2 separate regions of the Mus musculus genome follow, and region 1 is linked to region 2. A link is a loop called in an ENCODE intact Hi-C map of the cell type or tissue named here. Cell type or tissue: gastrocnemius. All regions are shown on one strand.

What was found. A loop is a pair of places that touch in the nucleus more often than their neighbours do. Peaks named below come from ENCODE experiments on the same cell type or tissue, not always from the same donor. Only the 100,000 strongest peaks of a DNase experiment are listed, where the experiment ranks them.
Region 1: a loop joins it to region 2, with 9 times the contacts of the local background. A loop is called at or near these places in 24 of 42 quality-filtered maps.

What each region holds. Positions count from the first base shown.
Region 1 is chr2:157,570,113-157,574,112 of GRCm38, forward strand. No RefSeq gene overlaps it. Among named protein-coding and RNA genes, the nearest start is that of Blcap, 5.8 kb to the left of the region's middle. In gastrocnemius, a CTCF peak has its summit at 1,607 (motif pointing left); DNase peaks (open chromatin) are centred at 178, 1,536 and 2,877.
Region 2 is chr2:157,290,473-157,294,472 of GRCm38, forward strand. It overlaps Rpn2 (ribophorin II), which reads left to right. Exons shown (of 17, transcript NM_019642.4): 4 at 65-240; 5 at 3,681-3,756. Among named protein-coding and RNA genes, the nearest start is that of Mroh8, 13 kb to the left of the region's middle. In gastrocnemius, no CTCF peak of the experiment used is centred here; a DNase peak (open chromatin) is centred at 1,832.

The DNA.
Region 1 (4,000 bases), 280 kb after region 2:
CCAGTGGCCAACTTTCTTATGGGAACTGCAGAGCTGGAGGCAGGCATGGCTTCTCACCTCCGCTTGGTTTCTCTGGTTGCTTCCACCCTCAGGCTTGCTCCATTTGGATCCTGGGATTTGGAATGACCCAGAAACCCTTTCTGCCCTAAAATTGGGCTAAGCCAACCTTGACTTCCTGCCAAGGCCTCCGAAATTCTCCCCGTCCACCTGGCAGCCAACCAGGACACCTGCTTTCCTCAACTCGGCACCCCCTCTGAAACTAGTCTTTTCCTTGGGGATCCCTGTCTCCTTTAGACCTTTTTGTCTTCACTGCCAAAGTTTGGTCCTGATCACCACCCACCCTCCCTCCCTCCCTCCCTCCCTCCCTCCCTCCCTCCCTCCCTCCCTCCCTCAGGCCTGTACTGGCCTCTCTGTTTTGACTCCTGTGAAACCCCAAACAGTCCTTGTGATGGCTAGTTTTGCCAACGTAGCCAAGAATCACCTGGAAAAAGTCTCAGTGAGGGACTTACTTAAAGCAGGTTGGCCCATAGGCATGTCTGTGGAAGATGCTCTTGATTGCTTTAATTAATATGGGAAGACCTGGTCTGGAAGTTGGTGGCACCATTCCCTGGCTTTGGAACCTGGACTGTATAGGCAGAGAAAGGTCAGTGAGCACCCAAGCCTGTATGCATTCATTTCTCCCTGCCTATGACTGTGGACTTGGTGTGGCCAGCTGCTTCCAGCTCCTGGCACCTTGACCTTCTCTCCCACCCCATCCCCAGTTATGACACTCTGTAACCTGGCTCTCTCTAAGCTGCTCTCTGTCAGGTTTTTGTTACTGTTTGTTTGTTTGTTTTTTTTTTTTTTTTAATCACAGCAACAGAGATCACAGGTGTCCTTCATACTGCAGCCAGAAGACCCTGTTACTCTCCTCTGGAGGTGGTGTCCCCTCCTCTGTAGTGACCTGTCAAAGTCCTCCCCATCAGCCTTCAGTTGCTGTGAAGGGACACTGTGACTATAGCAACTGTTACAAAGGAAAACATTTAACTGGGGGTGACTTACAGTTTCAGAAGTTTAGTCCATTATTGTCATGGCAGGAAGCATGGTGGTGTGCAGGCAGACAAAGGTGCTGGAGAAGGGGCTGAAAGTTCTTCATCCTGATCCACAGGCAGCAGGAGAGACAGTGAGCCACTGAACCTTGGCTTGAGCTTCAGAGACCTCAAAGCCCACTCGTTGCCTAGTGACATACTTCCTAAAGCCACACCTCCTCCAGTAAGGTCACTCCCCCTAATAGTGCCATTCCCTATGAACCTATAGGGGTTATTATTCAAGTCACCAGAGTCAGCAAGTGCTGACCCGTTGGTCTCCTACAAGTAGCACTTTAAGCACCAATCAAAGTGCAGTGGGGGTGGGGTGTGGGACTCCCCCAAAGCCTGGCCCCATGAATTTACCAGATAACTTTTGAGTGTGCAGATTAGGTCTTGTCCTCAAGTGACCTTTAGAGACATATATTCAAATGGAGTAGCCCTTCCCAGGGCTGCCCTCTGCTTTAGGACTCAGTTTTTAGGACTCTCTCACTTGGGAAAGCAAGAAGGAAGTATTTTAGCCAAGTCTGTGGTGACACCTAGCGGTATGGTGCAGAACTGCCGGATTTTTTAAAACCTCAAATGCCAAAGTTAACTTTCAGTGCGATTTTGTAACATGTAGACTTATTTGTATGTATTTTACACAAGATGAAACGGTGGAGAGCATTGGCTGAGGATGCCTAGACACAGGTGGTGGCTAGATTTTAATCTAGGCCATATGGATCTGAAGCCTAAATCCTAGACTTTAGTTCCTCTATACCAGACCCTTCTGAGGACGTGAAAATTCATACCCCTGGCCTCACGCAGAACACAAATATATAATCTTTGAAAGGAGCCGGGAGATGGAGGAGCAATGAGCTCAGGACTGAGGATCAGTTGTGGAGTGTGGGTTGGCAAAGATTGTGTTGAGGGGGCTGGCAATGAGTCCTGTTGGGATCCTGGACTGTGTAGGAAAAGGAGCTTGTACTACCCACTCTGCATCCTGATGGTGAGTGTGCCCTGACCTGATACTTCAAGTTACTGTTGCCTTGACTTCCCTGTGTCCATCTGTGAGCAAATACAAACCCTTTCTCCTTCTCTTGTTTTTTTGTCAGAGTATTTAAAAAAAAAATTCTTCTCTCATACATTGTATCCCATCCACAGCACCCCCCCCCTCCAAGCATCTCCGAACAACTTCCCATTTTCACCAGATCCACTCTTCCTCCATCTCCTTTCAGAAAACATCAGGCCTCCAAGAGATATGAACCAAACAAGACCTAACAAGTTACAATTAAGATGAAACACATACTCTCGTATTGAGAGTGGAAGAGGCAACCTAGCAGGAGGAAAATGACTCCAAGAATAGGCAAATGAATCAGAGACACCCCCAGTCTGACTGTTAGGAATCCCACAAGAACACCAAGCTACACAGCCACAACACATATGCAGAGAACTGAGCTCCGATTCATACAGGCTCCACGAGTGTCACTTCAGCCTTTGTGAGCCCCCATAAACCTTGCTTGGTTGATTCAGTGGGCCATGTTCTTGTGGTGTCCTTGGCCCCTCTGGTACCTACAGTTCTTCCTCCCACTCTTCTATGGGGTTTCCTGAGCTCTGCCTAATGTTTGGCTGTGGGTCTCTGCATCTGTTCCCATCAGTTGCTGGGTGAAGCCTCCCTCTCTAATGATAGTTGGCCAGGCACTAATTTATGAGTATAGCAGAGTATCATTACTAATCATCTCATTGACTCCCCCTCCCCCCCCCTTGTGTTTGGGTCTATCCTAAGTCTCTGGGTGTTCAGCCTTTGGCTTCTGGCCATCCGGGCTCTCTTGCTGGACCACTGCCTGGAGTGTTACAGCTCTTAGAAAAGAAGCAATGAAGTAGCTGAGGTCCTGTGTCTCTTGTCAGCTACTGTGACAGTGACAGAGATGGTGTGAGCCTGCCCAGCCAGGCAGGTCCAAGATCCAGCCACCGGTGAGTGCTTTGGGAGAGAGAACTCTTCCCCAAGAGTTCAGTAAAGACAGCCACTCTCAGATGATCCTCGGTGAAATAACGTGTGTGCTTTATTTCATGTGGATAGGGGCTATATAAACCCTGAGTGGGGTGGGATTTAGGGGGTAGGTGGTTCCTATTGGCTGAGTTTGAGGTGTTAGTGATGCTTTATTTGCATGGGGAAGGACACCAGGTCTTATATTACTTGACTGACTGCACATGATCATCTTAGCGGGGTGCCTTTGTTATCTGTTCCAGAGTAGGTGCAGAATCATGGAGAAAGCCGTTCAACTCTTGATCTCAAATCTGTGACATTCTTGGCTTCTGAGCTCACTCAGCCTTACCAGTTCTTCTGTCTGGTCTGGTGGCACGCCCCACATCTCCTATAAGTACAAACCATATTTGTCTTTTTGAGTCTGGGTTACTACACTCAGAATGATTTTTTTTTTCTCTAGTTTTATCCATTTACGTTCATGTCAGTCTGCGACTGCCCCACCAATGGGCATGATCTCTTGGGGAGGTGGAATGAGGGGAGTTTGACTGTGCTTATCACATCCATTGTGAGTGCCAGGCTGTTCATAAGCACTGATACACTGCTCTAGGGGTGGGAAAGCGCAGTCTGAGATGTGGGAAGAGCAGAAGCTGGTTCAGGGGTCTCCATACCTGCGACAAGGCTGGGGCCATGGGATTCTCAGACTCTTGGACATTCAGATATTGCTGGGTGTCATAGAAGAACAGAGAATGGAGTCAGGGAGCTGAGAGCTGGTGCTGGGGCAGCGTCTAGCCCAGGACCAGGGGAAAGGGGAGCACCAGATTGTCCCATGGGGATGATTGTCTTAGCTTGTTGGAGGCAGGCTTTGTGGCGGCTATGGCTAGGATGCAGAGAGGCCTTCTACGGAGAATCGAGTTGTTGCAACTCTGTGGTCCAATGCCTTTTCCCTGTCTCCCCGTGGGGATCTTGATGA
Region 2 (4,000 bases):
TCGGTATGCCTTTCACAAACTGCTGGAACCTCTTCTAACTCTGTGTCCGCCATTCCTTTCCTAGATATCTGTTTCAAATGAGACCAAAGAGCTCCTGCTGGCAGCAGTGAGTGAAGACTCCCCCATTGCCCAGATCTACCATGCAGTTGCAGCACTCAGCGGGTTTGGGCTTCCCTTGGCATCCAATGAAGCCCTCGGTGCCCTTACCGCTCGCCTCGGCAAGGAAGAGACTGTGCTAGCGTAAGTTGTCGCTTTGAAGACTTTTTGAGGTTTGTTTGTGTTGGTTACTGACCTGAGAATGCTTTTTCATTTCTGCAGTGCACATTTCTAGACATCTGCTGTGAGCCAGGTGCTCTGCTAGATGTGCAGACACTGTTGTGATTGTGGGGTAGGGGGTCAAGGGGCTGGGGCTGTATTTGCAAGTGGAGGCCAGAGGTTAACAGCAGGTATCTTCCTCAGTCACTTTCCACCTTGGGTTTTGTTTTGTTTTTCTAATTTTAGGTAGGGTTTCACTATTTATACCTGGCTATCCTAGAACTCCCTGTGCAGTCCCGGCTGACCTTGAACTCACAGAGATCTACCTGTCTCTGCCTCCCAAGTGCTGGAATTACAGGCATGTGCATTCTACCTTGTTTTTTGAGACAAGCTAGCTAATGAGCTCCAGGGGTCTTTCTGCTAGTGCTGGGGTTACAGACACACTGCCTTCTCCATCTTTTCCATGGGTGCTAGGAGTCTGAACTCACCACGCCTGCATGGCAGACACGGACCAACTGAGTCGTCTCCCCAGTCCCAGGGACTGGCACTTGAATTAAGGCAGCAAGGTCCAGTCCTTGACCTTGTGGAATTCACATAGACATATCTGTTCATAAGGTGTTCAGGCAGAGGCCAAGGACTGAGGCAGTGTAAGCCCACCATCCCACATAGACAGGAGGCTGGAGCAAGGACAGTGAGGGCTGTGAGCTGCATGCAGTTTGTGGAGAGGTTAGGCCAGGTTTGCTGCAGTGTTGGCACTAGGGTTCTGTGGAGAACAGGCTCTTACTGGCTTCTTGGGTGCTGTGAGAAGCTGCATCTATTGTGGGCACATGGTGGGTTCTCAGGGGATAATATATTCTGCAAATCTGACTCTGGTCCTCTGCAAAAGGCATAGGTGATAAAATGATTTACCCCACACATGAGAGTGTGTATGCCTGTGTGTCAGATGCTCTTGAGGGCATGGATATGGAGAGCAGAGGTGAATCGAGGTATTGTTCCTCAGGAGCAGTCCATGTGTTTGTTTGTTACTGTTGGTTTTGCAAGACGGGGTTTCTCTGTGTAGCCCTTGCTCTCCTAGAACTCACTTTGTTCCTTCCGGTTCTTGGCCTGTTTTGAGTTCCTGGCCTGATCTCCTTTGATGATGAATTATGATAAGGAAGTATAAGCCAGATAACCACCCCCTCCCCCCCCAGTTGCTTTTGTTCATAGCAGGTTGATGGTACCAACTCCTCCTTTCAGAACGTTGGGATTAGGGACTGGAAGTGGTGAACAAAGGTAAAACACTTAGTTTGCAAGACCCAGTACCATAAAAACCAACCCAAAAGGCCCAGTACCATAGAAACTAACCCAAAAGGCCTTGTAGGAGCGGCTGAACTCTCAGGGGGCTTCTCTCCTTACATTGTGACTCTTCTGTTTTCTGACTTGTCATCTTAATAGAATTAGCTTTCCATGGTGGGAATCTAAATTGTTATGCTCTCAACACAAGAAGACAGATTCTTGCTCTACATTCCCTGACACTTAAAAACACAGGGGCTCAGGCATCAGTGCTGAAGTTGCAGACCGTTTGACCACCAGGGGGCCTCAGCTGCCCACATTTTACCTAGGGAACTGGTTATGTTCTCCGTCCAGACAGTCTGCATGCAGAAAAAAATAATAACTAATTAAAAAATGACATGAGTACATGAGTATAGCCACATTCCACCTTAAAATGTTTTCTTGTTATTGTTATTTAGGGGTGTGTGTGTGTGTGTGTGTGTGTGTGGAGGGAGAGGAATGCGCCCTGTGACACACATGTAGAAATCAGGGGACAACTTTTTTTTCCTTTTTTTTTGGAGACAGTATATAGTCCTAGCTGTCCTGGACCTCGATATGTAGCCCAGGATGGCCTTGAATCACAGACATCTACCTGCCTCTGCCTCCTGAGGGCTGTGATTAAAGATTAGTGTACCAACATACCCAACAAAATGTTTTTCTTATAGAATAATACTTTTTAAAAAATGTTCCTCCTCCTCCTCCTCTTCCTCCTCCTCTTCTTCTTCTTCATTTGATTTTATGTGTGAGTGCACAGGCACTGTTGATGTACATTAGAAGAGGGCATCAGATCCCATTACAGATGGTTAGGAGCCACTGGGAAGTGAACTCAGAACCTCTAGAAGAACAGTCGGTGCTCTGTTGAACCGTCTCTCTAGCCCCTAGAATGTCCTCTTAGTAAAAATATGTGAGTAAAAAATGAAGAATGAACCGGGCAATGGTGGTGTACGCCTTTAATCCCAGGACGTGGGAGGCAGAGGCAGGCGGATTTCTGAGTTAAAGGCTAGCCTGGTCTACAGAGTGAGTTCCAGGACAGCCAGGGCTACACAGAGAAACCCTGTCTCGGAAATCAAAAAACTACAACAATGAAGGGCTGATATGTGCCACAGTATGGATGAGCCTCAAAAGCCAAAGATAAAAGGTCACATAGTAGGGGCTCTGTCCCAGTGGTAGGATGCTTGCTTGGGATGCCCCAGAGCCAGAAACTGATGCTCAGCACTATCCCAACAAGATGACTACTATGCGACTTTATTTACAAGACTATCCAGAACAAACAAGTGTGTAGAATTGTGTTGCTGGGAGATGGCTGAGGTAGACACCATGGAGAGGAACTGCTTAAGTTCCTTAGTTCCAAATAGAGTCCTGCTCAGGAACTCAGGGAAATGTTCTTACATGAACAGGGATGGTGGTTGGACGTTATGACTTTAGTAAGTAGCTCTGAATTCACTTTCTTTTGAATTTTGGAGAGTAAGGAGCTCGATATACAGCTCGGTTGATAGGATACTGTTGGAGGACTGCAGTGGGTAGAATGCTTCCACAGCATGCTTAAGGTCCTGGATTTTAATTCCCAGTACTACATAAACCAGGTAATGGTATCCATCTGTGATCCCAGGACTCAGGAAGTGAGGCAGGGGGACCAGGAATTCAAGGTCATCGTCAGCAAGTTTGAGGCCACCTCCGAAAATACAACAATGAAGTTTTAAAAATTGAGTAAAGACTGATACATGTAGGTAGTATAGAGTCATTGCTCATAAGAATTAAGTATGTATTATACATGTATTCTCATACAGAGAACACTAAATACATGTTAGAAGAACATGAGACTAGGTGAAGACTAAATCTGTGCCCTTCTATCCTGCACCTACAGCCCTTGCGTCAGGATGCTGGGAGCGCAGGAGGGAACTTAAGCACCAGGTCTCCCCCTTGTGTGCCTTAGTCTTAGGAAAGTTGCTCCAGCGTCTGCCCAACAGTTTACAAACGTGTTTCTTTAGCCTTGAATAAGATAGACAGACGACTGACAAGCCGTTTCAGGCTAGCATAAGTCGTTTACAAAACAGAGGAGAATGCCTTCCTATGCATTAAATCTTAGACCTAGTGTTCTACTCTTTTCCTTCCAGAACGGTCCAGGCTCTGCAGACAGCGTCCCACCTCTCCCAGCAGGCTGACCTGAGGAACATTGTAGAGGAGATTGAGGTATGAATCTGTTTCTCCAAACGAGTCTCGGAGCTCCTGGCTTTTCTTGCAAGTAGATGTGGCCGGTTTCTTACAGCCAGCTGTGTATCTTTTACATTCATGGCTATTGAGTCCAGTATGCTTTTGTTCTTTGTATTTAAGCAATATATCCTAGAGAATATTTGTTAGACTAATATTGGCCACAGGTTATGGAACCAGTAAATCTAAAACTCAAATGCTTTTCTCTGCCAGTTACTGCTTTGTA